3 separate regions of the Homo sapiens genome follow, and all the other regions are linked to region 3. A link is an interaction called in ENCODE POLR2A ChIA-PET data of the cell type or tissue named here. Cell type or tissue: Panc1. All regions are shown on one strand. Links, peaks and the distances in the headings refer to the core of each region. The heading gives the core; the rest is flanking DNA.

Region 1 (10,161 bases), core at 3,453-8,452, 400 kb after region 3:
CTCCTTTCCCTACTCTCTTGCCACTTGCCATCACTTCTCCCCTCCAGACCTCTACCCTTGCCATTCCCTCTGCCTGAACGCCATCTCCTGGCTCCTTTCATGAATGGCTGTTTCTCAGCCTTCAGGTCTCAGCTGAAGGTCACATCCTTTGAGAGGTTTTCCTGACCCCTCAATCTGATGAGGCCTCCTCCATTTTCTGTCTCTCTCTCTCTCTTTTTTTTTTTTTTTGAGATGGAGTTTCACTCTTGTCGCCCAGGCTGGAGTGCAATGGTGCGATCTTGGCTCACTGCAACCTCTGCCTCCCGGGTTCAAGCGATTCTCCTGCCTCAGCCTCCTGAGTAGCTGGGATTACAAGCGTCCACCGCCATGCCCGGCTAATTTTTTCTCTTTGTATTTTTAGTAGCGATGGGGTTTCACCATGTTGGCCAGGCTGGTCTCGAACTCTTGACCTCAGATGATCTGTCTGCCTCGGCCTCCCAAAGTGCTGGGATTACACGTGTGAGCCATCACGCCCAACCTATTTTCTCTCTCTTATTACTATTCATTTCCTTTATGGCTTTCCCTGACCTAGACTCATCCTGTTTACTGATTAGGCCCCTTGTTTAATACCCACCTCCCTTTCTGGGCTGTAAACTTCAAGAGTATGGGCTACTCTGCACCCAGCACCTAGGACAGCACCTGGCACTCAGAGAGGGGCCAGTGAACTCCAAGTGTGCTTGGCTTCAGCCACGCCACTCTCGGGTCCTCCAGAGAGTTGGTCTGGGGTGTGATCTGGGTTTTGGAAAAGATGCCCAGATAACTCTAATTTGCAGATGAGTTTGAGAACCACTGCCTTAAGACCTTAGAAGTGGTCCTGGGCCAGCGACATCAGCATCCCTAGCAGCTTGTTAGGAAGGCAAAGCCTAGAGCCCCACTCCAGACTTGAAGAATCTGAATCTGCATTTTAACAAGACACCGGGGTGATTGTGGACGTTAAAATTTGGAAAGCCTGCCCAGGAGATGCGCTTCTTGCCATTACTCTGTGTTTGAGACAGTGATGGTGGTAACCATGGTCAGTGTGTTGGAAAGGGTTATCTTCAGAGAGGCCAGTCCCCACCCTGAATGAAATGGTGTATAAGCTTTCCTTGGGACCGCCTGGTGGTGGAGGGAATTCTGTTGGGTGAGGTGGGTGCAGGTATGGGCTGTACAATCCATGGTTTGTGCAGTGCGGGAGATGTTGTGTGAGGGGCTGGCAGAGTGTCCAGGTGTTTGATAGGCGCAGCTGTGTGGGGCCAGGGCCCAGCAGGTGCAGGTTCGTGGCAGTCCTCACAGTGGCTGGTACAGGAGGCTCATGCTGCTCCCCGCAGGCCTCCCGGCAGGCCTCATGTTGGACTGTGTGTTGCTGCCTTTCTTCTCTGGCTCAGTGTTGCTGGGAGCTCAGCACTTTCTTCCAGTTACCGACCTCCCGCCAGTGTCTTGCAGGTCAAAGAGGATCAGCAGAGGGGGTGGCTGGGGTTAGGGTGAGGGTCTCTGAAGGACCAGGAGCCCCACGTGCTATACAGTCAGTATGAAAAGTCCAAGCTTGTGGAAGGCTGGGAACTAGAGACAGGGTGGGCAGGAATGCCAGCAGAGGTGTTGCCTCATGGCCAGATGCCTGGATTGGCCTTGCCATTGCTGTGTGACTAGCAGCAGTCTGGTGCCCTCTCTGTGCATTGGGTGTTGAGTAACCAAGGGAGATGTCCCAATCCCTGAGATACAACAGGGACAGGGGGTGACGGGTTAAGATTGCCCCAGTGGGAGAGAGGGTCAGGCACCAAGGTGGTCCCTGGATGCTGGGGATCTCGGGTTAGTTCACCACACTCTCGAGGCACATTCACACACACACTTGCACGTTGACCAAAAGAGACAGATGTGTATGGGAGGGTGGAAGGGCCATGGCTCCTGTTTTGGAAGGTGACTAAGCACTCCTGGGACAGTGCAGACCCTGGGCTATGCCAGACAGTCACTGTCCAAACCGCCTCTCTTTGGCAACTTGTTGAGTCCTTGACCTCTTGGAAGGAAGGTGGCCCGGCCTAGGTGAGTGTTGAGGGGGTGGGGAGGTTATCAGGGAACCTTCTGGAAAAGTCTGCCAACTGCCAGCCGCTTTTCTTCCCAGCGGGAGAGGAGGAGCAAAAGCTTCTTTTAGCAGGATTCTTTGTTTGCCGCTCATGGTGCCTCGGGGGCGGGGAGGGGGGGTTAATGCTGAATATTTGGCAACACACTCTAAGCATCTCCTGCTGGTGCTCCTGGGTGACTTCTGGCAGCACCCAGCAGGGGCTGTGCCCACCCTCCCGGGAGCTGTGGCTTTCTTTTGCCCACCCTGCCCAGCCTCTTCTAGCAAGCGGTTCCCAAACCCACGATATATTTGTGTATGTATTTTTAATCTAGTCTTTTAAAAAATGTTCGTAGTATAAACAATTCAAAGAAACCATGAAGAAATGAAGTGAAAAGTGAAAATTTTGCCTGTTCTAATCCCTGCCGAATACCTTTGGGAGCTTTTTAAAAAAGGCAGCTGCCTGAGTTCCACCCATGAAGTTGGATTCAGTAGGTGGGGCCCAAGCCCCTGCATTAAAAAAATCCTATCATCAGTAACAGTAGCTATTAACACCAACCTAATACAATAATACAGGCTCAGTGTTAACCCCCATCAGGTGCTGTATAGCCTCCTAGCTCGTCCTCCCCACTGCACACACAGAGGTAGAATTCTAAGGGCGCATTGGGCACATGCATGAGGCTGGTGCAGCTAGAGGTGACTGGCCTGGGCACTGTGACCTCCACAGGCCCCACTCTCCAGCTCGAGCATGAGGGGGTCACTTCCTCGGCTCCCCAGTGACAAGTCTCGGGGCACCAGGTGGGGAGCATGACAAGCTCATCCAGCCTGCACTAGAGTGTCATTCAGTTCCCTGCAAGGAAGCCTCTGAGGGGACGGCAAGACATGTGCTTCCCATCTCTCCTGTTCTCCTCCCTACCCCTTGCCTGGCACTCTTGCTCCCAGGATCAGGCTGTCCTATGCAGGGAGCAGGTACTTCCTGTTCCCAGACTTCAGGTCTCTTTTCTCTCCTGGCTTGTGTGTCTCCTGCTGGAATTTCGGGCCGCCTGCCTGCTGGAGTCCACTAATTATTAGAATGGGGCTGGGTTTGGTGGCTCACGTCTTTAATCCCAGCACTTTGGGAGGCCAAGTTGGGAGGATCACTTGAGGCCAGGAGTTCAAGACTAGCCTGGGCAACATGGTGAGACCCCCGTCCCTATTAAAAATATAAAAAATTAGCCGGGCGTAGTGGCGGGTGCCTGTAGTCCCAGCTACTCAAGAGGGAGACTGAGGAGGGAGAATCACCGAGCCCAGGGGAGTCCACTCCCTTCTGGAGGTAGAGTCCTGCCCATTTGTGTGATTGAAGGTCTTCCAGGCCTGCCCTGTCCTGTCCCACCCTGCTGGGACTGTCTGGCCCCAGGGACCTCACCCCAGAATGTCCATCCACCTCTGCCTGCTGAGCTCTGCTGAGCCTTGCCATGCTCTTAGCCCCCACACCCTGGAGGTGACCCAACCATCTGGGGAGGAAGCAAAAAGGTTCCCAAGATATCATCATGGGCATTGGGGAAAGCTCCCCCAGGTCCCCAGGCAGGAGGCTGAAGACTTCTAGCTTCCCTCAGATCTCTCACCATCATGGGACTCTGCTGAGCCAATGGATCTATTCATCAATTAATTAATTATTAGAGTGGGGCTGGGTTTGGTGGCTCATGTCTTTAATCCCAGCACTTTGGGAGGCGGAGGTGGGAGGATCACTTGAGGCCAGGAGTTCAAGACTAGCCTGAGCAACATGGTGAGACCCCCATCTCTATTAAAAATATAAAAAATTAGCCGGGCATGGTGGCGGGTGCCTGTAGTCCCAGCTACTCAAGAGGGAGGCAGAGAAGGGAGAATCACCTGAGCCCAGGAAGTAGAGGCTGCAGTGAGCCGTGATCCTGCCACTGTGCTCCAACCTGGACAATGAGAGTGAGACCCTGTCTCAAAAAAAATTATTAGAATGGGAAGCAATATAGTATAGTAGCTATGTACATGGATTGAAATCTCAGCCCTGCCACTTGTTTGCTATGGGATCTTGGACAAGCTGCTTAGCAGCTCTATGCCACGCCCTGGGAACGTGGCAGTGACCAACAGAAAAGGTCTTACTCTCATTGTGCCCATTTTCTGGGCAGTGAGACTGAAAAGAACATTAAACACATATGTCAGCTGGGTAGCTTCAGGTAGTGACAAGTGTTAACCAAGAAAATAAGACAGGGTATGGGGACGTGATGTGGCAGGAGGGACATGCTTAGAAAAGGCAGCCAGGGAATCTCTCTAAGGAGGTGACGTTGTGCCGGGGCCTGCCTGATGAGAAGACCCAGGGAAGAGCTTTCCAGGCAGAAGGCACAGCAGGTACAGAGGCCCTGAGGTGGGAAGGAGCTTGGTGTGTCAGGGCAGAGAGGAGGCCAGTGTGGCTGGAGCTTCCTGGCCGGAAGGTGAGGCCGGACCCAGTGAGGAGTTTGGATTGTGCTCTAAGTATATTGGGAAGCTGTTGGAGAGTTGGAAGCCAAGGAGGGACAGGATTTAATTGATGTTTTAAAAAGAGCTCCTTGGTGGGTCCGGGCACGGTAATCCCAGCACTTTGGGAGGGCAAGGCGGGCGGATCACAAGGTCAGGAGTTCGAGACCAGCCTGACCAGGCCAGCATGGTGGAACCCCGTCTCTACTAAAAATACAAAATATTAGCCTGGCATGGTGGCATGTGCCTGTAGTCCCAGCTACTCGGGAGGCTGAGGCAGGAGAATTGCTTAAACCTGGCAGGCAGAGGTTGCAGTGAGCCAAGATCGAGTCACTGCACTCCAGTCTGGCCGACACAGCGAGACTCTGTCTCAAAAAAAAAAAAAAAAAGCTCCTTGGCTGAGGGGAGGAGTGGGGGGAAGATGCAGGGGTAGAGGCCTCAGAGCTCTGAGTTTTCAGAGTGATTTTGGTGAGTGATTTTGATAAAGGGACTCTTCCTTTGTCAACAGGCCTCAGTTTCTCCACCTATATAACAGAACACGGCCTCGGAGGTCAAAAGAAACATGGTCCCTACATGTCTTAAGGTTCTCTGTATATTGGAAAATGAAAACACTGCAAACAGAGTTACCAGAAATATTGTATAATGTATATGTTTACACTCAGTAGGATGAATGCTTTCAACAGTGAAAATGCAGGTTAATTGTACCATGCATAAGATGATGTAAGATTTATACAATTAGTTCCTAGCATTTCCAGCAATAAGGTCTGGTAACCAGATACAAGTTTACAGTTGCATGGCCAGCGTTTTCTTCTTTCAATCCTGTCAATATTCTCTGCTCCTGGGTAAACTCACAGGGAGAAAACAGCAACATTCTGGATTTGGGGCTTCTGCTTCCTGAATGTATAGCCTAAGCCAGAAGCCTCCTTCCCACTCTGACAGGCCTGACCTTGACCTGCCTGAGTTCTGGTTCTGCTGGAGGTGGGATGGGGGGTAGGGTATGGGACGTGGGGTAGGGCATGGGACGTGGAGCAGGGGGAGGGCCCCGCCTGGTCAGCTCTGGATGGGCATCCCTTCCTCTGCCCAGAAGTCAGCCTCCCCTACCCTGGAGGATATGAAAGGAGCCCACGGAGGGAGGAGGAATCAAGGGATGCCCCCCAACTTGGCCCCACCTCCTTATCCCTAGCTTGCAGCTGGTTTTCAGCTGGGGAGTTGAGCCATGGAAACTGAATTGGACTTAATTGCTTTGCTGGTGGAAAAGCCACCTTTCAGTATTGATTTTGGCTTCTGCAGCCCTTGGAGGACAGCCAGTGATTGCTCTAGTGAAGGGGGCAGGGGAAAGGGGAGCTGGATTCCTGGGAACAAGGGCTGGAACTTTCTTCATTCTCACCACCCCCCCACCCGCATACCTGCCTACTCTGAGAGGGCCATTCAGGGCCAGGGTTCTAGTGTTGGCTCGGTGTCTGAGTGTTGGCATGAGTTTCCTTCTGTGGGTCTTAATTTTTCTATTTGGGAATTGGGGGCAAGTGGAGGTAGTGGTTATGAGCTGGGGCACAGAGAACAGTATAGCCCAGGATTGAAAGCCCAGCTCTGGAGTCTAACTGTCTGGGTAAAAATCATAGCTCCACTGCTCACTGCGGGATTGACTTTGGGCAGGTACTTAACCTCTCTGAAGCTCTGTCTCCTCTTCTGGACAGCCAGAAAAATGATAGTAACCCCCTCAAAGGATTGTAGTGAGGGCTTGAAAGGCATATAAAGCCCTCTGCACAGTGCTTGGCACAGAGTTTTTAAAAAGAGATTTCTTTTTATGGTTTTGTTTGTTAAATTAAGGCGTTAACTACCAAATTGTGAAAAAAGCACCAAAAAGGAAAATGGGAAATGCATTTTCAGTTCCAGCTCTGCCACCACGGAGGCTTCAGCTTGTTCAGGCTGCAGTTTCCTTATCTATAAAATGGGGAGAGTGGTGGTCCCAGCCCAGGATTGCTTGGGGGCACGGAGTAGGATCATGTGTCCCACTGTTCCCAGCAGCTGGAGAATCAGAAGCCACAGTGGCAGATCCTGAACAAGGCCTCTCTCCCGAGTGTGTGGGGAGCCCCAGGAGACTTGCACAGCAGTCCAGAAGGCAGGAGGGAGAGCTCTGGGTGGGCCCCTGCAGATTCTTTGGGGCTCTCTGTGTCCCTGGTCCCAGAGTCTCCTGAAAGGGAGGTGGCTTCTGGGAATCAACACAGCCCTCTGGAAGAATAGCCACTCCCTTAGAAAGGCACATTCATTCAATCATTTATTCTTTCATGTGGTTATTTCTTTTTTCTTTTCTTTTCTTTTTTTTTTTTTTGAGATGAAGTCTCGCTCTGTCGCCTAGGCTGGAGTGCAGTGGCGTGATCTCAGCTCACTCCAACCTCCATCTTCAAGCAATTCTCCTGCCTCAGCCTCCTGAGCAGCTGAGATTACAGGCACCTGCCACCACACCTGGCTAATTTTTGTATTTTTAGTAGAGATGGGGTTTCACCATGTTGTCCAGGCTGGTCTCGAACTCCTGAGCTCAAGTGATCCACTTGCCTCGGCCTCTCAATGTATTGGGATTATAGGTGTGAGCCACTGTGCCCAGCTTCATTCAGTTATTTCTTGAGCACCTAGTATGTGCCAGGTGTTTGGGTAGATGTCAGGGGTACAACAGAGACGAAGTCCCTGCCCTCAAGGAACTAGATATCCATGAGACTGAGTGGGTCATGCTGTTCGGGGGCTCTGAAAGCACAGAGGATGGGCCCCTGCCTGCCGCCAGGGGCCTGAGACTAAGGATTGGTAGGAGTGAGTGATGGCCAGTGAACGGCAGGTGGGAGGTAGAGTAAGTGTTTCAAGCTGAGAGAACCGCATGTGCAATTCTCTCCTGAAGTGAGAGGGCCCAGCGGGATCTGCTTGTAGAGGTGAAGTCGGCCATTTAGTCTGGCTAGAGTATAGGGCCTGAGGAACAGGCCTGGAGGAGTCTCGGAGAAGCCTCACATTTAAGAATCATGGAAACGGAGGCCAGAGAGGGCGAGGGATGTGCTTGAGTCACTGCAACCCAGGCCTCTTCCTCTTTCCACTGCACCCCATGGTCTTCCTGGAGAACTCAGAGGCCCTGGCCAGAAGGTGAGCTTTCCCAGCCCCCAGGGGCTGCCCTGGGAGGTGGAGATAATACGAGGCTTTGAGAAGGGGGAGATGGAGGGTAATGGTTCCTTCCTCACCGGGGACTCACATGAGCCTCTGTGTTTCAGACCATCAGAAGCTGGAGCGTGAAGCCCGCATCTGCCGCCTGCTGAAGCACCCCAACATCGGTGAGCCTTGTGGGATGAGAGGGGCGCAGGGGAGCCAGGCCCTGCTCCCCTGCCCACCCTGGCACGTGGGTGTTTGCGGGTTGGGTGGAGAGCAGCTGCTCTCTTCTCTGGGGATGGAGGCAGCAGAGATGGGAAAGGGGGCGTCTTTAATGGTTTCCACATTCCTCAGAGCCAGCTTGTTTCGGGGGAAGGTGAAGAAAGGCCCTTCCTCCCATCCCACACTGCCGGCAGCCTCCGGAAAAGCTGTTTCAGGAAAACTTCTAAAGCTCTGGGAGAGATGAAAATAGGCCAGGGGGACATGCTTGGCCTTGACCGCTGTGGCCCATTCCCCATACCCACACCCATGCCGATTCAGCCTGGCACCGTGGCCCTGCCCTCCTCCGTCGACCTGGCACCTGCCTGCCTACAGGGTCAAGCTCCAACTCAGGCCCTGGCCCACAGGCCGGGCACAGGCTGCATGGAGAGGCTGGGCCATGGCAGGCTGGGACAGAGCCAGGGCAGCAGAACCCGTGGGGATGGGCTCTGAAACAACACCTCGCTGCCTGGCCCCCCTTCTTCAGCCCTTGTGCAATTGGGGGGCTGATCCCTGCCTATGAGGGTGCTGAGTCATGAGGGCAGGAAGTGTGGCTTTGAGGGCTAATTCTGTCAGGGAATTGCTGTGGGACCTTGGGCAGGAGCACTGCCCTCTCTGAATCACTTCCCCCCATCCTCTGAGGGAAGGTCTGTCTGAACCAGCATCTTGGGCACCTTGTGAAAAGGTAGACTTGGATTCACTGGGCCTGGGATGGGGCCAGGATTTTGCAGTTCTAACACTCTCTGAGTTGATGCCAAGCCTGCTGACTCATAGACCGCACTGAGGAGCAGGGCCTAGGTGATCGCTAAGGACTCTTCCAACTCTGACAGCCACCATGCCTTCTCACAAGGCAGGGAAGCCTCTCTCCGTGCCCAGGGCCCCAAGGGTTAACTCTCCTGCCAGAGAGAAGCATCTCCATCTGCTATTTATACCCAGAAGGCACCTCCCCTTCCCTGCACAAACAGCAGCCAGAGGCTCCGGGACCAGCATCAGAGAGACATCCCTGGGTTGGCAGGGAGCAGCCCTGTTTGAACCCTGGTCCCTGACCTACTAATGTCCTCACCATGTGGCCTTCAGCAGCCCCTGCCTATTCTGGGCCCCCAACCCCCCAGCTGTGTGATGGAGGGGGTTGAGAGTGATCTCTGACTGTAAGATCTTATGGTCCTTACGGAGGCTACCAGCTCCAGTGGAAGGAGGGGAGTGTGTGTTAAGTGTGTGAGAGTGTGTGGAGTGTGTGAGTGAATATGTGTGTGAATGTGAGTGTGAGTGCGAATGTGTGCGTGTGAGTGTATGTGTATGCATGTATGTGTGTGTGTATGTGACAGTGTTGGAGTGTGTGTGAATGTGTGTCTGTGTAAGTGTGTGTGTGAATGTGTGTATGTGAGTGTGTGAGTGTATGTGAGAGTGTGTGGAGTGTGTGAATGCACGTGTGTGAGTGTGTGAATGTGTGTGTGAATGTGCGTATGTGAGTCTGTGTAAGTGTGTGTGTGTGAATGTCTGTGTGAGTGCATGTATGTGAGTGTGTGTGAATGTGTGAATGTGTGTGTGTGTTGCTGCACAACTGCAGCTATCTCAGGTCAACACTGCCTCCTCATGTTCACACCTCCCTCTCCCTCTCATTCCCAGCTATAAAATGGGGAGCAGGAGGTTATGGCTTTGGAGCTGACAGACTACAGCTCAAATCCTGAGTTTGCTGCTTCATTGCTGTGTGACCCTGGACATGTAGCTCCACCACTTTGAAGCTCAGTTTTCTCTGCAAAATGGAAATGATAACTAGCTCATAGGATTGTGATGATTAAATAGACCACAGCACAATGACAGTCATTATCATTAAGCTGCCCCCCTCTTCCCCAACCAACACCTTCCATCAGAACAACCTTGCCTGAAGACATCTTCTTGCCTAAAACTCCATATGATTGTCATTCCTCGGGGCCATGAGGATTTTTAGTGGTTACTGGAGGCACTATATTATATATAACATGGTGGTTAGGAGAATGGGGTTTGCAGTCAGACACCCGGTTTCAATCTCAGCTCTGCCGTTAACTAAGTGTTTGAGCTTGGGCAGACTGTGAACCTCTTAGCCTCAGTATCCTCCTCTATGAAGTGGGGATAATCACAGCACCCACCTTCTAGGACTGTTGGGAGGGTAAAATGAGATAGCGTTAAGTAAAGCACTTGGCACAAAGCCTAGTGTGTGGTAAAAGCTCAGAAATGGTAGCTATCATCATCATCATCATTGAGTC
Region 2 (10,161 bases), core at 1,662-6,661, 97 kb before region 3:
GAATAGAAAAACATGAAAACCAAGAAAACAAAAAGTTGATTTTTTTAAAAGGTCAACAAAATTGACCAACCTTTAACTAGACCGAACAAGAAAGACTGAGATCCAAATTACTAAAAGTAATTTATGAAATTGATGTCAGAAATGGAAATGGGGCCTTTACTACTGACCTTTTGGAAATAAAGTGAATTACAAGGAAATACTATTAATAACTCTTTGACAATCAGTTAACTAACTTAGAGGAAGTAGACAAATTCCTAGAAAAGACACAAACTGCCAAAACTCACTCAAGAAGAAACAGAAAACCTGAATAGACTCATAACAAATGAAAAGATTAAACTGGTAATTGTTTTTAAAAGTCCAGGACCAGATGGCTTCACCAGTGAGTTTACTAAACATTTAAAGAAGAATTCACACCAATTCTTCACAAACTCTTCCAAATAACAGAAAAGGAGTGCACACTTCCCAATCCATTTGTCAACCCAGAAAATCTGCTACAGGTCTCAGTTAATTTAGAAAGTTTATTTTGCCAAAGTTGAGGACGCACCCATGACATAGCCTCAGGAAGTCCTGACGACATGTACCCAAGGTGGTCAGGCGTGGCTTGGTTTAATACATTTTAGGGAGACATGAGACATCAATCAATATATGTAAGAAGTATATTCAGTCTGGAAAGGTGGGACAACTTGAAGCAAAGGCAGGAAGACTCAAAGCAGGATGGAGCTTCCGGGTCACAGATAGGTGAGACACAAATGGTTGCTTTATTTTGCGTTTCTTATTCGCCTTTACAAAGGAGGCAATCAGATATGCATCTATGTCAATGAGAAGAGGGATAACTTTGTGGGGTTTTTTGTTTTCATTTTTGTTTTGAGACAGAGTCTCGCTCTGTCACCCAGGCTGGAGTGCAGTGGTGCGATCTCGGCTCACTGCAACCTCTGCCTCCCTGCTTCAAGTGATTCTTCTGTCTCAGCCTCCTGAGTAGCTGGAACTACAGGTGCACGCCACCACGCTCAGCTAATTTTTTGTATTTTTGGTAAAGTAGAGACAGGGTTTCACTATATTGGCCAGGCCGGTCTTGAACTCCTGACTTCAGGTGATCTGCTCGCCTCAGCCTCCCAAAGTGCTGGGATTACAGGTGTGAGCCACCATGCCTAGCGAGGGATAACTTTGAATAGAATGGGAGGCAGGTTTGCGTTAAGCAGTTTCCAGCTTGAGTTTTCCTTAGTGATTTTGGGGGCCCAAGATATTTTCCTTTCACAGTATTATGCTGATACCAAAATAAGACAAACATATCACAAGAAAAGAAAACTACAGACCAATGTGTCTTATGAATATTGTCACAAAAATCTTCAACAAAATACCAACGAATCAAATCCAGAATTATACAAGGATTATAAAACATGACCAAGTAGGACTTATCCCAGGAATGCAACATCCAAAAATCAATGTAATATATCACATCAATAGAATAAAGGGAAAAAAGTTCAAAAGAATAAAGTTGGACTCTTAGAGTAAGTCTGCATGACCATACAATGGAATATTACTTAGCAATAACAAAAAGTACTGATGCAGGCTTCAAGATAGATGGACCCTAAAAACAGTATGCTAAAAAGAAAGAAGCCAGTCACAAAGGGCTGTATATTCTATTATTCCATCTATATGAAATATCCAAAACAGGCAAATCGATAGAGATAGAAAGATTAGTGGTTTCCTAGTGGTAGGGGTAGTAAAGGGAATGTGGGGTGATGTCTAAAGACTGGTATTTCTTTCTGGGGTAATGAAAATCTTCAAAAATTGATTGTAGTGATGGTTGTGTAAATCTGTAAATGCTAAAAGCCATTGAATTGTACACTTTAAATGAATTAATTGTATAACATGTGAACTATATCTCAATCTAGTTGAGAATATCTTTGGAATGATATTGGGTATTGAAAATTTAACCCTAGCTCCTTGTGAAATCTCCAGTGGAAGCTAATTATCTGGCTGTAATAGTTGCTCAGAAGCATATAGCTCTAGATTTGCTGGCCATACAACAATGAGGCTTCTGTGCAAATGAATTAGGCCAAATATCCTCTAATGAAATCAGTCATCTTTGTGATCACAATTTTTGAAGTTTGTGATTATAGAGGTGGATTGATAAGAAAAATCATCCAGAAATTTGGAAATACACCAAAAGGATGACTACATGTCCTGCTGACATCACACTAGAGCATGACCTAGTGTGCTCTAAAGGACCATCTGACTCTCTAAGGATATGGATCTTTGTTTGATTGACTATTTACTATTAATTGGGGTCCAGACATTTTACAACCCCGTAAAGTTACATGTTAACTTTAGAAAGTTTGATATGGTACAAATGTGGTTTCTTCCTTGTTTTAGCTTGTACCATCCAGTAGAGATACAAATGATTTCTGTCTCATAGAAAAGATAACCCCAAAGGTTATGATTTTATTGCCCTGTAGGTAATTAACCAATTTTGCATCTAACCTATTAATTTTATTTTAGCATTCCTTGTCATCCTACTGGTTCCTTCATTAAACATCTAAATAAAACTTTGATCCATGCTTTCTATGTATATGTATACAAATTATATTTTTAATATTTTGAAACTATACTTTTTTATTTTTTACTTTTTGTAGTGATGGTGTTTTGTCATGTTGCCCAGGCTGTTCTTGAACTCCTGGGCTCAAGCGAACCGCCCACTCTGGCCTCCCGAAGTGCTGGGATTACAGGCATGAGCCACCACACCAGCTTGAAGACTATACTTTGACAAACTATTTGAAGAGAACACAATGCTAAAACAGATTTCAGAGTTCTTGAACTCATGCCATTCTTCCCAACTGTCAAGAATTGCCAGGCAAAAGGAGGTAATGCAAGATCATGTAGTTCAGAATTTTTGAAAATTGAGTTTGAATCCTGGTTCTGGCACTTATGGTGACCTTGGATGAAGTATTTAATGTCTACGAGCCTCTGTTTTCCCTTCCACAAAATGTGAATGCTACTGCCTAACTGAAGCAGCTTCAATGAGGATGAAATAGAAACAAGTGAAATCATGAATGTGAAAGAACATGTGTCTAGTAAATATTACTTATTTGAATAGATAATATATATGAATGACATGATCATATATAGGATTTTTCCCTAGGCCCTAGAGTAGAGCCTTCATACTATGTACAATTCTTTCCTTCCTGCATTTTCACTAAATTGAAACACTGCATGTCCAAAACTAAAGGGAAAATTAAAAACAATCTAATCCAAATTCTCCCTTTTACAGATGTGGAAACTGAGGCTCAGGGAGGCTGAGTGACTAGCCAAGGCTACCAGCTGACAATTGTTAGAGCCAGACTATGAACCCAGGACAGCTTGACTACTGAGCCTAAGCTCTTTGCCACTCTGCACTAATAATTTTGAGTGGGGTCTGGTTTTATCAAAGTCCTCCCTAAGTTCAAATTTCTGGTTACGATATTTTCCTTTCTATCACCTGCACCTAGGTGCAGAATAAGTGCTCTACTAGTTGAATGAATGAATAAATGAATGATAGGATGACCAGAGGTCAACCAAGACTTCTCTTTCCAGTTCTGAAGTTGTGCCGAAGGCAAAGTCGTATGCTTGAAAAACTATTGTATTAACTCAGAGAGTTCTCCAGAGAAACAGAACCACTGTGTGTGTGTGTGTGTGTGTGTGTGTGTGTGTGTGTGTGTGTGTGTGTGTAGAGAGAGAGAGAACAAGAAAGAGAGATTGATTCTTAAGAAAGTGGCTTACATGATTGTAAAGGCTAGCCAGTCCAAAATCTGCAGGGTAGCCCAGCAGGCTAGAAACCTAGGGAAGACTTGATGTTGCATCTTGAGTCTGAAAGCAGGTTGCTGGCAGAATTCCCCCTTCCTAGGGAAGGTCTATCTTTTTCTTAAGGCTTTCAATTGATTGGATGAGGTCCACCGACATTATGGAGGATAATCTGCTTTGCTCAAAGTTCACTGATTTTTTTTAAGAGGCAAGGTCTTGCTCTGTTACCCAGGCTCGAGTGCAGTGGCACAATCATAGATCACTGCAGCCAAAAACAGAATAGAATTGTAAGACAATAGGATGTTTAGTCTAGAGATGGGAGGACTCATGTAGGCAATGGGGAATCTGAGCAAACCTCTGAAGTATGCCTGGGACAGAGGGAGCCGACCTAGAATCAGAGAGTGTCAGCTGAGAAGAAGCAAATCTCAGTTCACCCAAAGAAAGAATTTTTTTAAAGAGCTGTCCGAAATTGGACAGAACAGGCTTTCTTGGGATGTCATGGGTTCCCTAACACTGGAGGTATGGGAGCAGAGAGATATCGCAGAAGGTTTTCATTGAGGCGGTGGAAGACTGGGGTATGGGGGCAAGGAGTGTGTCACTGGCACAAGGTAATGGTACTAAACTGGCACTAAACAGTACTAAACCATGACTTCTAGTCCTGGCTCTGTCGCTAGTTTGCTATGTGACCTTGAGGAAGTCCCTTCTTCTTTCTATATCTTCAGGCTCCAGAAGTGAAAAGAAGATAGTTCAGTTAAATGTTCTCTGTAGTCACTTGCACCTCCAAAACTTTTTTAAAGCTAAGGCTCAAGGATCTTAAGATTACTACAGTTTTTAATTAAAAGCATACCTGTGTTAGGGTGATCTATTTTGTTTCACTGATGAATCTGTCCTGGCTCAGACATTAGTTTCTCACTTACAGGCCCCTAAACAGCTCGGGTCTTCCCAAAAGTCAGGCAATAAGCACCAGGACTCCTGAAATTACTAGTCTCCCTCTCTTCCCCTTTCTTCCTGAAAAAATTCCCAAAGTTCTGTTTGTTCTATAAATCCTTGGGCAAAATGCCTTCTTACTCTTTGGGGGTAGCTCCACTCACTTGCTAACTCAAAAGAAATAACCTTCTAGCCTGAACATAAGATACAGGAATTTTTATTTTAATTAAAACTTTTGTATTATGGCTGAAAGCCTTCATTGAATTAATGATAAGGAAGGATGGTGAAATGATGAAACTTCTCGAACATGTGGAATTTGAGATAAAACAAAGTGCTAAGCAGACAGGGAGAAAGAAGAGGAAATGGAAGCGTTCTGTTTTATAGCTTTGAAGTGGAGTGATAGTCATATGGTCTCATTAGTGTGGTTATAATTATTTGAATCAATTCTCATGGCTTAATTCCAAAGTGTTCAATTATTACACAGTCATGTAGCTAGAGATAATAGAGTGTCTATTACCAGAAGATATCTCTGTTCAAATTTTTGAAGTAAACTTTCGTCTCAAATATTTATATGCCTTTGCCTATATTTTTCAAAAAAGAATATTTACTTGAACGAAACACTTATTTAGCATTTATTGTATAGCAAAGATTTTATGTGCATTATATTACTTAGTCCTTAAAACAATTCTAGGGTGAAAATGTTATTAACCCCTATTTTACACATCAGAAAACAGAAGCCCAAAGAGGATATGTTAACTTTTCTAAGATTACCCAACAGGAAGTAAAAGAACTGATGCTAAATGTCTTGCATCTGAATGACTCTTATTGAGTTAGGTCCTCTCTGTGCCTCTTTTTCTGCTCATTGAAATGGAGTAATTACTGACCTAGGTAAGGCACAGTGAGATGCACAGGCACAATCAGAATTGCAATGCACACTGCATAATGCACAAGCAGAATCAGACAATTAGCTACATGGTTACAAGAGAGGGTAGAGTAACTGTGAGAATAAAAGGGAAAAAATACTGTTTTGAAACCTATACAGTGTATTTCTATTTAAGAGAGTATTAATAAGTTTTACTTATTAACTTTAAGCATGCACTTAAGTTTCATTTTTGCTTCCAGATTCACCCTCTGCACAGTTCTCCATCCTGCCTTGTGAATGGGAGGTTCATCTGAATGTATCCCATCAGTGGGCCTGGTAGCAGACACTGCCAATCCCTGCGCAAATCTCTTAGGCCTTCTCCACCTCAATGTTTCACAGACTTCCAATTGCCAGTATCTGTATCTTTGTGTCTGAGGGCTTTTCCCAGAAACACAGAAGGTTGGTCTGTCAGTCCAAAAGTATCCAGGAATTAACCCTTTTCTCCAGGAGCAGCCCTCAACCAAAGACTTTAGGAGTATAAATATCCCAACTCCCTCACCCTTCAGTGAAATAATTCTGAGAGGTGTGTTTACATTGTTTCCAGAGTTTCTCTGTGGGACTAGGCTCCAGTCACCCACTATGATAGCTGGCTTAATAACACAATCATACCAGCTGTCTTCTCTTCTTTATTTCACTTCCTCAGTTCCCTACTGGTATACCCTGAACCTTTGAACCTCTCAAATAAATGACTTGCACTTAAACCCTTATCCCACAATCTGCTTCTGAGGGAAACTAAGATAGATTTCCTTGATGTCTAGTTTTCTGGTGGGCTCATCTAAGCGGGAAGCACCAGCAGGAGCTGAGGTGTTTTGCATTCTACCCCCACCCTCACCCCAGGGGCTGCAAGGCTGGCTCTGTGGCCCAATTCCTGTTAGGGGACCCTCTTCACACAGCTCTGTCTGTCTCCAGAGTACAGTAACTGCTCCCACCCTTGCGTCTTCAGGCCTCAGGCCATAAACAGCACCCACCTTTACTAACCCTGTGAACTGCAGTGTTCCTTCCTTTTCATTGCTCTCCACCCCACCCACAATTCCACAAATAGTTCCTATATTAAACTTTCTTCAAATTATCAATTTTAGCCCGCCATCTGTTTCCTGTTGGTACTGTGACTGATTCAGCTGGTTTGATAACTTCTGGGTTTGACCTCAGAGAAGACAGTTGGTTATGGGGACATGTGGGGAGGGCATGAGGCCATGACTAGGACAGTGGAGGGGGCAGAGATGGAAAGAGAAGTATACAGTGTGGCAGAGGTTAACTGTTATGGTGGTGGTAAGGAAAGAACAAAGTATCCCCAAACTTAGCAGCTTAAAATAAACATTTTTTATCTTACAGTTTCTGAGGGTCAGAGTCCAGGAGTTGCTAACCTGGGTGGTTCTAGCTCAGGGTCTCTCACAAGTTTGCAGTCAGGCTGTCATCTGGGTCTGTAATGATCTCTATACTCAAGTGAAGCTGGAGAATCCACCTCTGAGCTCACTCGCTGGTTGCTGGCAGGCCTTAGTCCTCAACAGCTGTGGGCCAGAGGCTTCAGTTTCCTGCCACACAGGCCTTGCTATGGGGTTGCTCACAAAATGGCAGCCTGCTTCTCCCAAACAAATGATACAAGAGAAAGGGTGTGTGTGTGTGTGTGTGTGTGTGTGTGTGTGTGTTTCAGACAGAGAGAGCTCCAGCAAGAGAGGGCCCAATACAGAAGACACAGTCTTTTATAATCTAGTCTCGGAAGTGTCATCCCATCACTTCTGTCATATGCTGTTGGTCACACAGACCAACCCTGGTACACAAGGGTAGAAACACCAGAAGGCAGTGGCCACTGATGGCCAGCTTGGAGGCTCACTTCCACCAGTGCTCAAGAGTAACAAAATTTCCCATTAAACTTCCCTGTGAGGACAGGAAGGCTCTCAGATGAGACAGCTGAAAGTCTAAAAGAACTTCCCAGGAATAAATTGTAAGAGGGGCAACACTGGAAATCCCAATTGTCCAAAACAATTTTTTTAAGAAGCCAACTTAGTGCTGCTCAGAAGTAAAGCTGGAGAGCCAGTGTAACTTTAGACAAATGAATTCCTCTCTCTGAACCTGTTTTCTCACTTGTTAATGAGGGGATTGGGCCATACTCCGTGGCCTAATAACCAATACTTACATACCACTGATATTACTGACAGCGTGCTGCCCTCTACCCACTTTACTTGTATTAACGCATTTTACCTTCACAGCAAGGGGAGAAGCTACTGTGGAGAGTCCTTGGCCCCATTCCAAACGGGCTGGGCTCTCCCACACCAGCATCACCTCAGCCTGAGCTGGAGCACTGAAGATCTGATTAATGTGTTTAGCAACTGACTGATTGGCTCTTTTTCTGGCCTCTTGTGAAATATGCCTTCCTGTGTTGTCATCACCGTGCTTTGTGAGTTGGAACAAAATAAGAGACTGAACAAGTTAGCTTCATTTCTTTTTCTTAAATATAAAAGTGTCTAGTCCTTTCCTGGATGTTTTTATTTTGACCTCAGGGAGAAGAAATAGTCTTGGTAATTTCTGAGGAAATAAACCCCCAGTGGCTGAATTTGGTCAAACTGAAAAACAAACTGTCCCCTGGCCCAACCAGGGCCTCCCTGTTGCCTAACTTCAAGCCATCCCCTCCCACATGGCAGTCTATGGGCATGAGGAAATCCCATAGGCTCTATCTTCAAAATACAGCCAGAATCCGTGCTCTATGGCACTATCTTCTTTTGCTTGGATCACCATTGGAATTTGCTAACTGAGCCCTGATTCTATCCTTGTCTCTCTACAGTCCATTTCCAAAACGATGTCAGGAATGACCCTTGTAAAATGTGGGTTAGATCACATCACTGCTCTGCTTGAAATCCTGCAATGGTTCCACATTCCCTTCAGAGAAAAATTCAACATCCTTTAAATGCCCTTTGAGATCCTACATGAGTGCACCCCCAGCCCCCATTAACTCTGGGACATCATCCCCCAAACCCCTCCCCCGTGCTCACTCCCTAACAATGACACAGGTCTTGCTGCTCCTCACATACGCCTTAGAGACCTTGTTTAGCTCCTTCTGGAAGGCTCTTTCCCCAGATATCCACTGGGCTCTCGCTCTACCTCCTTCAAATCTTTGCTCAAACCTTACCTTTTCAGGAGGGTTACCCTGACCACACAATCCAGAATTGCAATCCTCCCCTCTCCCCCTATTTCTTGTTCTGCCTTCTAAAAGAAGCAACTGCTTAAAGGTGAAAAAGAAAAAAAAAATTTTTTTAGTTGCCAGCTTCCATATGGCAGCAAGTTCCAGATGGTTTAAAATAGTGTTCATCCACTCGACAAATACTAACCGAGGGCTTGCTCTGTGCCAGGCACTGAGTTAGGCAGGAATTCAGTCTTTAATTCCACTTTGCTCAATTCAGTGAGCAATACACTGGTGCTCTCCTAGAAGCAAGCCTCGGGGTTGGGTGGTGAATTGTGCAAGAGGGAGGGTGAGAAACAGTCTCTGTTTGGCCAAATTTTAGTCAGGCTTCTGAATCTTCTGTAGGCCCATCTGTGCACTTCTCATAAAAAGTGGTTTTAGTGGGCCAGGCGTGGTGGCTCATGCCTATAATCCCAGCACTTTGCGGGGCTGAGGAGGGCAGATCATGAGGTCAGGAGATCCAGACCATCTTGGCTAACACGGTGAAAACCCATCTCTACTAAAAATACAAAAAAATTAGCCGGCCGTGGTGGCGGGCACCTGTAGTCCCAGCTACTTGGGAGGCTGAGGCAGGAGAATGGCATGAACCCAGGAGGCGGAGCTTGCAGTGAGCTGAGATTGTGCCACTGCACTCCAGCCTGGGCGATAGAGTGAGACTCCGTCTCAAAAAAAAAAAAAAAAAGGAAAGAAAAATTCAAAGTTCAGTTCAATTCAAAAGCAAAAACAATTCAAAAGATTTCCCAGAATAAAGGCAGGCCAGCAGTCTTTTGCCATGTTTACACTTGGGAAATTAGCTTTAGCCCTGCCACCACCACATTTCCTGGGCAGTAAGGGCCCCCACAGGGGCTAGCATGGATATTGATGAAACAGGGACTTCTTTTTTCTTCCTCCTCTATTCACTTACTATGACTTTTAGATTAGCCTGTAAATAGATTCAACACAGGAAACCCTATAATTAATATAGTTTTCAAGTAGGAAAGCAAAAGTGGGGAAGGCAGCCAGGGCAGGTGGCCAGCATTGGTGAGAGCAGTTCCCCAGATTCCTAAGCTGTAGAAAACCCTAAGTCTTTGAGGTCAGAGCCCAGATTCGGTCCCCTTCACAAGACCTCATTTGACCAAAGTCTGACTAACTTCCAGTTTTTTCCATTATTATTGTGGATTTACTCTGAAGGACTCTTTATAAAAATGAAAACCACTTTGGGTTTTTCATACTTGGGATATTTAGGGAGCATTTCTTCCATGTGCTTAGTACTTCATACCTTACAAAATGCTTTCACAGCCTGGATGATTTTTTATTTTCACCAAGGCAGGGATTATTCTTCTCATTCTATGTGTCTTGAAACAAGACTCTGAGGTGT
Region 3 (10,044 bases), core at 2,000-6,999:
AAGTGCAAAGTATTAACACACACACCCCCACACACACACAAACGCCATTCCCCCTACAGGCATGCAGCTGCCCACACAAAATGTTCTGAGCCCATTCAGGCCAGCCTGACAACCATGTTACCTTTGGGAAGGCAACTGGGATTGGAGGATGGTGAGCAAAGGGGCTCTACATTTATTTGCCTAACATTTTTTAAAAGAGAACCTATGTATGTGATTTTAATAATACTTTTTTTTGTTGTTTTGTTTTGTTTTGTTTTGAGACAGGGTCTTGCTCTGTCACTCAGGCTAGAGTGTAGTAGAAGGATCTCGGCACACTGCAACCTCCGCCTCCCAGGTTCAAGCGATTCTCCCACCTCAGCCTCCTGAGTAGCTGGGATTACAAGTGTGTGCCAAGAAGCCCAGCTAATTTTTGTATTTTTAGTAGAAATGAGATTTCATCATGTTGGCCAGGCTGGTCTTGAACTTCTGACCTCAAGTGATCCGCCTCCCTCGGCCTCCCAAAGTGGGATTACAGGCATGAGCCACTGCGCCCGGCCTTAATACTGTTTCTTAATTTTAAGAAAAATAAAAATCATTGCTTGTGTTGTTTTTCCAGCAGCCTGGGACCAGTGGGAAGAGGAGAGTGCTTGCCTCTGGGGTGGAAAGACAAACCTTGAGCCAGGGCCTGAGTCCCAGCCAGGAAAGCATTTCTGCCTGGACCACCCCAGTTTTGGTGGCAACAGCCAGGCCTCACAGGAACAGGCTGGGTGGTGTCCAAGCCATGCAAGGCCCACAGTCAGGCCCTTGACTGGGAGCCCAGGACCCTGGAAGCTGAGCACATCTTGGCCACCCAAACTGCTGTTTCTCTTCTCTATGCCTCAGTTGGTCTTTCTCCCTCAGAAGAGGTCTGGATGCAGGGCTCCCTAAGAGCCTCTTTCTGCTGGTGGGAATGTGCCTTGCTGTCATACATGAGGCATGAGATCAGTGGGAGATGCAACCTGAGTGGCCCAGCCTGGAAGCTGCCTGCCAGGACTGAATGTCTGCTGCAGGTTTCAAATGACTGGGCAGGCAGGGTCTGAGGGCCCAGGAGGAGATAGGGCAGTCCTGCCTGCCAGGGAACTCCAGAATGTCTGTTAATGGCTCGTGACTCACACAGCGCATGCTAAGCCCAATTCTTCCCATCAGGAAGTCTCTGCCTATTCAGATATTTGAGGGCAGTCACATCCCTCTGGAGCTGTCTCTTCTCAAGGCAGATCACCCCCAGTTCCTTCAGCCCTTCCTCATATGTGCTGATTTTCCAGGCCTAGCTAGGCTCTGGCGCCCACCCGTCTGTCTTAGACAGACCCAGTCTCCACGTGTGGTCTGAGCAAATGCCAGAAGAGCAGGACCGTGGCGTCCTCTCTGTGGACTCCCCTTTTCCTCACTAAATGCAGCCCAAACCAGAGGAGCATATTCAAAAATAGCACCAGACCAAGGAAGCCAATGCAGTTAACATGCACTCCTCAGCCCAAGGCCTTCCCCCAGTGCCAAGCTCCTGTCTTGATTCCTATGGTTTGTTTTCAGGCCCTCAGTGCAGAATGGTAAATGTATCCCTTTCAAGCTCTCCCCTGTCCAAACTTCATCTCAGCTGTAAATAATAATCATAATACGCCGGGGGCGGTGGCTCATGCCTGTAATCCCAGCACTTTGGGAGGCAAAGGCGGGTGGATCACGAGTTCAGGAGTTCGAGACCAGCCCGGCCAACATAGTGAAACCCTGTCTCTACTAAAAATACAAAAAATTAGCCGGGCACGGTGGTGGGCGCCTGTAATCCCAGCTACTAGGGAGGCTAAGGCAGGAGAATCGCTTGAACCCAGGAGGAAGAGGTTGCAGTGAGCTGAGATTGCGCCATTGCACTCCAGCCCGGGTGACAGTGTGAGACTCCGTCTCAAATAATAATAATAACAACAACAACAATAATAGCTATTGTTTGTTGCAAGTGTCTTACTTGCCAGAAACTTTACCTATGGCTTCTCGTGTCATCTCCATAGCAACTTTATGAAGCAGGTACTATAAACCCCTCATTTTACAGGTGGGGCAATGGAGGCTCAGAGAGGTTAAGTCACTTGCCCAAGGTCAACACGGGCAGGCCTGGGGTCTGCATTCAAGTCCACGTGGAGGCCTCACGCTCTAAACCCATATAGGCCACTGCGCTGTGGCCCTCACTCTGGCGTCCAATGTTTCACTGCCACTCTCCACTTTGGGGCAGCCTCAAAGCTACCTTGTTGGCCTCTTCTAGGCCATTGGTGAAAGGAAAAGCTGAGCTGGCCTCGAACTGCTGAAATCTGGGGACCCCTCAGAGAAGGACACAAATCTAGATGTTCATCAAAGAGGTAGCACACAGCAGCCATGGAGAACAAGGCACTGGGCTCTGGAGTCAGACAAACCCAGACCTGAATCCCGGCCCTGCCGGTGCTTCCTTGTTTTGTGGCTTTGGCCGGGTTGTTCATATTCCTGAGCCGCAGCCTCTTCATCTGCAGAACAGGAAAACTCATAGCACCCGCCCACCATGTCCTGGAGAATATCCAAGATGTGCGGCACCTTCACTCTTCATTTCTCCCACGTTAACTGAGCACCTACCAGGTGCGGAGGCGCTGTTCCAGCCAGAGCTCAGTCAATGAATAGAAAGCGCTGGGGACAGAGCCTGGCCTGCAGAAAGTGCTCAGGAAACGCAGGCTCCCGCTGTGGCTGTGACTGGCTTCCCGCCCCTCCCGGTCTGTCCCCCGGGCTGCCCGCCCCGCCTTACTTGTTGAAATTTCGGTAGTCGTTGGGGCTGGGGGTGTGACTTCGGCCATCGCTCTGGTAGTCCCGGTAGCTGACGAACTCCTGCCAAGGGCAGCGGTAGCCCTTGGAGATGGCGGTGTGGTTGAACTTCTCTGGCGGGACGCCCTTCAGCGGCTCCGCATAGCCTAGGGGCGCGGGGGGAAGGGAGCGCCTCCGTTCTTCCACCCTCAGCCCCCAACCCCACCTCGCCCCACCCCCATTCCGCGGACGCGGTTGGAGGAGGGAAGATCGGAGTTAGGGGAGAGGACGGCGGGAATGGGAAGCCACAGTTGCTCCAGCACAGGAGACCCCTCCCCATCCCAGGAAACACGGAGGACTGCAGTGAGGAAGCCACGAGTTCGCAGCGCGGGTTGGTCTTGGCCTTGGCTGACTCGCTGTGTGACCTGGGGCGCGGCGCCCCTCCGGCTCGTGGTCTGGCGAGGGGAGTGCGCGCGTGCGCGTGTGTGTTGGGGAAGGGGGCGGACTAGCCTTCTGGGTGCTCTTCCTGCCCCATGGGGAGCACACCCATGCTTCAGGCCCCCCAGCCCTGGTCCCGGGACCCGAGGAGGCCACTCACCTGGCGCCAGGGCGCTGGGGCTGGGGACGCACCCAGCAGGGGCGGCTGCAGGGTGGGCGCCCTCGGGACCCCCGAGTGAGGCCCCGGGTGAGGCCGGGAAGATGTGGAGCTCCGAGCGGTAGTTCGGCCCCTCAGGGCCATTGGCATTGGCAACCTGGGCACAGGGGCGGGTTCTCAGAGGCCACCGACGACCTCCCGCCCCCAGCCGCGCTCCCCTTCCCCCAGCTTCCCTTCCAGGGAGCTCCCCTCCACGCTCACCGTCCCCGACTCCGCTGTTCCAGTCACCTTCCTCCTGGCGCTTCCGGCCAGCATCTGGGAACGAGGGGGTAGAATAAACCGCAGAGAAGCTCAGCGGGGCAGGGGACCAGGGTTCTCCCTCCACCAAAAAAAAAGGTCGGGGGGAGGCAAGAATCCTAACGCCCATCATCGGGGAACAAGGATGAGTTACTAGTTTACAACGCTAAACCCAGTGCCTGGGACCGAGAAATACTCGATATATGTTAATTGCTATTGTAATGCCGAGTCCGGGCAAGATACTTAATTTCCCTGAGCCTCAATGTCCTTCTCGATAGAATGAGGATGATGGTGATGAAGATCTCTTCCTCAGAGGGGTCTATGAGCATTAAATGAGATACCTGCAAAGTGCTTAGCTAGCATTGTCTTAGGCACATAGCAAAGGCGGGTGTTTTGCCATCTTTATTTTTCTGCCACATCACTCCCTCTCAGTTGCCTCCTGTCTAGCCCAGAAATTAAGTGGAGGGTGGATGGAATAGCCCTGGCTTCCTTAGAAGTATCTGGAACTGCCTGCTGCCTTTCTGAAGCCAAGGGAAAAACCCTTCTTGCCTTTCTTCTCCACCAGCAGATTATTCCATGGCCTTTCCTTTCTCCGGTGGGAAGAAGAAAAAAGGGCATTCTACATTTTCCATCTTAGATCAGGCCCAAGTCTAAACTAGATCCAGCCTGCTGCAAATTTAGCCTAGAGTGCATGCCTGTCTTAGCTTTTTTTTTTTTTTTTTTTTTTTGGTAGGAGCCAGAGTCCCTTCACTCCACGGCTTATCCTCAACCCCCTAATCCACTTTGTTTACTTTGTTCTGTATCCAGGGAGAGATGCCTAAAAAGATAACACTTTTCAAGGATCACACTGAAAGGCAGGAGCCTAATCTGATGGGAACATCACAGTCCTCAGCCTGGCTTACCGTTTGACTTTAGGCTAACCAGTGGCTCTCTGTGGTCCTCATTTTCCCCATGAGCACAATGGTGGCTTACTCACCGCCCGCTGGCTGGCTGCTAACTCGAAAGTGAACTTCTGCACACGGCGCTGCCTCTTCTGGAAGAGGAGGGACCCTCTGTTGTTGCGTAGTGACAGCTCCTCCATCATCAGGTCCTGGGGCACGCTCAGCTTCTTGCCCAGGTCCAGCGTAGGGACTGCCAGGAAAGGCCAGAGCGGGCTCTCACCACCCCATCCCCCATACACTCCAGGCCCCACCTCTCGAAGCATGGCATGCTGTGTGTAAGAATGCCTGTTTCTCACCAAGCTTGCCGACACCGGGTGTCATGATTGTTTGAAATCTTTGCCCACCTGATGGGCAAAAATGACACCTCAGAGTTTAATTTGCATGTGTTTGTTGCTCAGTGAAGTTTAGCACTGTTTCCGAAGTTCTTTGGCCATTTGTGTTTATTGCATGAATTCCCCATGCAGGTCTTTGCCCATAATGGTGGAGGTAGTGAGAAATGGTCAGATTCTCGATATTTTTTAAAGGTAAGCCATGGGTATGGGCAATGAGTGAGAGAGGATGACTGCAAGGTTTCTGGCCTTAGCCACTGGAAGGATAGAGCAGCCATTCACGGAGATGGGGAAGGCAAAGGGAGGAGAAGGTTCTGGGAAAGATCAGGAGTTCAGTTTTAGACCTGTGTTCTTTTAACTTTAAAATAGCCTTTTATTATTATAAAAAAGCATATATGGGCCAGGCGCGGTGGCTCACGCCTGTAATCCCAGCACTTTGGGAAGCCAAAGCAGGCGCATCACCTGAGGTCAAGGGTTCGAGACCAGCCTGACCAACATGGCAAAAACCCATCTCTACTAAAAGTAGAAAAATTAGCTGGGCGTAGGTGGCGCATGCCTGTAATCCCAGCCACTCTGGAGGCTGAGGCAGGAGAATCACTTGAACCCAGGAGGTGGAGGTTGCAGTAAGCCGAGATTGCATTGCTGCACTCCAGCCTGGGTGACAGAGTGATTTTCCATCAAAAAAAAAAAAAAAAAAAAAAAAAAAAAAAAGCATATATGGGCCCTGAGGAAAGTTGGACAATACAGATATCAGACAAAAAAGAGAAAAATACCATTATCTATCACCCAGAGACTGCCACTATTAACACCTTAGTGTATGTCCTTTCATATCTTTTTCAATGACTATATTCCTATGAGGTTTTAACCAAAATAAAATTATAGCATACATGTTTTGTAATTTTTTTTTTTTTGAGATGTCACCCAGGCTGGAGTGCAATGGCACAATCTCGGCTCGCTGCAACCTCCGCCTCCCGGGTTCAAGCAATTCTCCTGCCTTAGGCTCGTGAGTAGCTGGATTACAGGTGCGCACCACCACGCCCAGCTAATTTTTGTATTTTTAGTAGAGATGGGGTTTCAACATGTTGGCCAGGCTGGTCTCAAACTCCTGACCTTGTGATCCGCCCCCCACCCCCCCTCGGGCTCCCAGAGTGCTGGGATTACAGGCGTGAGCCACCGCTCCCGGCCTGTAACTTGTTTTATCAAGATCTTTACAAGTTAAAGATCTCCACATTTCCAAGTGAACAAATTTTTGTTTTACCTAATATCTAGTCCATATCCAAACTCTGCTAATTGTCTCCAAAACTGGGCACACTAAGTTTGAGGAGACTTGTAGGCATCTAAGTAGTGGTGCTGAGGAGGGAGATAGATGTGTGAATCTGGAGAAAACTGACCTGGAGGTGAAATGTTGGGCATCATGAGCTTTTACTGGTATTTACTGGTATTTGTTGTTGTTTTTCAATGAAGAACGTTACATTTATTTCTTTTCTCATAGTTGGAACTAGTCTTTACAGCTATTTAGAGGATTTTCAGGGTGATGGCTGTTCTTAGTAGTTTGAGACCCATCCCTATCCTTTGTGCGTTTCCTACCAGCCAAATTCAAACTTTCACGTTTGGCCAACAAAGGAAGCCTTTTGCAGGACAGAGGGGACAGAATGGTGAGGACCTTGGCAGGTGAGAGCCCTGTGTGGGCAGCACGGCCTGCCTAGTCCATCTCTAAAATCAGATACACATACGTTCATATTCCAGCTCCATAAATGGTATTTTAAGCTGGGAGGCTGGATGAGATCATAAAGAAATGAGAATAGGTAAAGAGGATCAGAGACGGAGCCTGGGGCCTCCAACATTTACAGTGAGGCGGTGAGGAGGAACCAAGCCAGGAGCCTGGGCAGGAGCAGCCCACAACATAGGAAGAAACTAAAGAGGATGGCATCCTGGAAATAAATGATGAAAGCATTTCAGGTATGATAGAGAGACTAACAGAGCCAAGTGCTGCTGATGTGTCAAGGAAGATGAGGGCTGAAAATCCACTATTATATTTAGCAATACAAGGTCATTGGTAATTTTCACTAAAGCAGTTTCTATGGAGTGTTTGGGTGTGAAAGCCTAACTGGAGAGGGTTCAAGAGAAAATGGACAGAAGAACAAGTTTAACCACACCATGAGGAAGCGATAAGCCAAATCCAGGACGCAGGACATTCTACAGGACAACTGGCCTGGTTTTTCAAACAAGTGAGTGACATGGAAAAAAGGGGCAGAGGGGTTGCTTTAGATTAAAGGAGATTTAGGAGCCATAGCAACCAAATAAAAACTGTGGCCCTTGTTTGGATGCTGATGAAAACAAACTAGAAAACTGAAGAAGGTTGAATACAGACCGCTTATTAAATGGTATCAAATCATTACTGCAAATTTTGTTCAGTATGCTAATATCTTTGTGGCATGTAAGGAAATGCCCTTTTATTATTTTGATGCATTCTGAAGAATTTGCGGGGTGAAATGACATGCTTTTTGGTATTAGCTTTGAAATTTAGGAATGAAGGAGGGACCATGTACTCCCTACTTGTATGTGTCTTTGGAAATTGACTAATAAAATGTCAAAAAGAGAGAAAGAGAGGATTGGTAAGAACAATATAGACAACTGCTTGGAAGAGTTGGGCTTTAAAGGATCCTGGCTACAGACAGCTATGGGATCAAGAGGGGTTTGTTTGTTTGTTTGTAAAAATGGAGAAATAACAGCATGTGCGTTAACTGACGGGAACATTTGACAATGCAATAGAGAGAGGGGAGAATTGCTGAAGGAATGTCCTTGAGCAGGAGTGACAGGAGAGCTGGGTTTCCAGAGCCCAGCCAGAGGAATTGGCACCAGGCAGGTATGAGGAGAGTCCATCCACCATATCAGAAAGGAAAACCACAAACACGGGTGCAGATGCAAGCAAGTAGACAGATGTGGCGGAGGATGCTTGCAGATGTTCTCTTCTGGTTACTCTATTTTTCTCAGTGGAATAAGAAGCAAGGTCTTTAGCTGAGAATGAGGTTGTGCAAGGAGGTATTGGAGGTTTGAGAAGAGGGGTTGCCAAAGTCATTAAGAGAGTAGCATGAGATAGTGAATGAACTAGGGAGATGGACATGGCTACCAGGCAGTACTGGGGGTCACTTGGGTGCTGTGATTCATGCCAGTCAATGGAATCCTAAATAGCTGTCTAAAAAGGACACTGATTTTTTTTTATTCTTTCAACGGACACATAAAGGACACTTTTTATGTGCTAAGAACAGAAAGAAATCCACTTATAGGCCGGGCGCAGTGGCTCACACCCATAATCCCAGCACTTTGGGAGGCAGAGGAGGGTGGATCACTTGAGGTCAGGAGTTCAAGACCAACCTGGCCAACATGGCAAAACCCCTTCTCTACTAAGAATACAAAAATTAGCCAGGCATGGTGGCGTGTGCCTGTAATTCAGCTACTTGGGAGGCTGAGGCACAAGAATCACTTGAAGGTGGAGGTGAAGTTTGCAATGAGCTGAGATCATGTCACTGTGCTCCAGTCTGGGCAAAAGAGTGAGATGCTGTCTCAAAAAAAAAAGAAAAAAAGAAATCCAGTATAAATTAATTGGAGGGGAAAGTAAGATTCAGAAGAATAGGTATTCTAAGATCCCATTTATATTATATATTATATAACTATATTTTATATATATGTGTGTGTATATATATATATATATATTTTTTTTTTTTTTTTTTGAGACAGAGTCTTGCTCTGTTGCCCAGGCTAGAGTGCAGTGGTGCAATCTCGGCTCACTGCAACCTCTGCCTCCTGGGTTCTAGTGATTCTCCTGCCTCAGTCTCGCAAGTAACTGGGACTATGGGCATGAGCCACCACGCACGGCTAATTTTTGTATTTTTAGCAGAGATGGGGTTTCACCATGTTGGCCAGGCTGGTCCCAAACTCCTGACCACAAGTGATCTGCCCGCCTCAGCCTCCCAAAGTGTTGGGATTACAGGTGTGAGCCACCGCGCCCGGCCCCCATTTCTATATTAAAAAATAAGTATGTGTTTTTGCATGCATTGAAAAATCTGCAAGGAGACATGCCAAGGAGACATGTCACCACAGCAGTGACCATGGGACATATAAAGGAGGAGGGTTGGAAATTGTTTACACTGTTTTGTTGTAACTGTTTTTAACAAGAAAGTGTACTGCCTACTTAAAAATATAAAAGAATAGTTATACCTAAATACATAATAAAGCACCCTCAGTATCATATTCTGAAATACTATACAGATGAGCTGAGCTCAATATTGTTCTTTTTTTTTTTTTTTTTTTAGACGAGTTTCACTCTTGTTGCCCAGGCTGGAGTGCAATGGCATGATCTCGGCTCACTGCAACCTCTGCCTCCCGGGTTCAAGCGATTCTCCTGCCTCAGCCTCCCGAGTAGCTGGAATTGCAGGCATGCACCATCACGCCTGGCTAATTTTGTATTTATAGTAGAGATGGGGTTTCTCCATGTTGGTCAGGCTGGTCTCGAGCTCCCAACCTCAGGTCATCCGCTTGCCTCAGTCTCCCAAAGTGCTGGGATTACAGGCGTGAGCCACCTCCCCCAGCTGAGCTCAATATTTAAAAAAAAAAAATGGCAGGCACAGTGGCTCACAACTATAATCCCAGCACTTGCAGAGGGCAAAGTGGGTGGATTGCTTGGGCCCAGGAGTTCAAGACCAGCCTGGGCAATATAGCAAGACCCTGTCTCTATTAAAAAATAAAAAAAGATAAAATCTATTTGACTGAGTATTTCTATTTCTAGGAATTTATTCTCGGGGAAAAAGTTGAATAAATATGTCCAAAGATACATGTATAAGAATGTTTATTGCAGTGGGGTTTAAAATTGTGAAAACTGGGACTCAGTCTCGTGGTGGATGCTGCCAGATGCCCCTTATTAGTGGCTAAGAGTTCACACCACCACCTTCTACAGAGAACTGCCAGTGGAATGGATGCTCCACAGCGCCCTTGCCTCAGGTGGGATGAATTCTGTGGAGCAATTCATGCTCGAGAGCTCCCCGCGGGGTCACACTGAACTGGACAGCCGCTGAGCCCACATCCTCGCTCAGCAGTACCCCACCCTAGGCTGCATTCCTCCTTC

What was found. ChIA-PET counts read pairs that join two places held together with the same protein. Peaks named below come from ENCODE experiments on the same cell type or tissue, not always from the same donor. Only the 100,000 strongest peaks of a DNase experiment are listed, where the experiment ranks them.
Region 1: POLR2A ChIA-PET joins it to region 3 with 7 read pairs; 2 of 35 experiments call an interaction of 5 or more read pairs at or near these places.
Region 2: POLR2A ChIA-PET joins it to region 3 with 6 read pairs; 7 of 35 experiments call an interaction of 5 or more read pairs at or near these places.

Annotation. Positions count from the first base shown.
Region 1 is chr5:150,262,640-150,272,800 of GRCh38, reverse strand. It overlaps CAMK2A (calcium/calmodulin dependent protein kinase II alpha), which reads left to right. Exons shown (of 19, transcript NM_015981.4): 3 at 7,786-7,845. Among named protein-coding and RNA genes, the nearest start is that of CAMK2A, 22 kb to the left of the region's middle. RefSeq lists an enhancer at 7,578-8,113. In Panc1, for the core only: no CTCF peak of the experiment used is centred there; no DNase peak of the experiment used is centred there; H3K27ac peaks cover 834 bases.
Region 2 is chr5:150,761,321-150,771,481 of GRCh38, reverse strand. No RefSeq gene overlaps it. Among named protein-coding and RNA genes, the nearest start is that of DCTN4, 7.4 kb to the right of the region's middle. In Panc1, for the core only: no CTCF peak of the experiment used is centred there; no DNase peak of the experiment used is centred there.
Region 3 is chr5:150,665,223-150,675,266 of GRCh38, reverse strand. MYOZ3 (myozenin 3) reads right to left here. Exons shown (of 7, transcript NM_001122853.3): 3 at 4,629-4,783; 4 at 3,617-3,670; 5 at 3,359-3,512; 6 at 2,765-2,927. MYOZ3-AS1 (MYOZ3 antisense RNA 1) reads left to right here and starts at 2,798. Exons shown (of 4, transcript NR_186487.1): 1 at 2,798-3,151; 2 at 5,058-5,117; 3 at 6,995-7,150; 4 at 9,236-9,753. In Panc1, for the core only: no CTCF peak of the experiment used is centred there; no DNase peak of the experiment used is centred there; H3K4me3 peaks cover 1,782 bases; H3K27ac peaks cover 672 bases.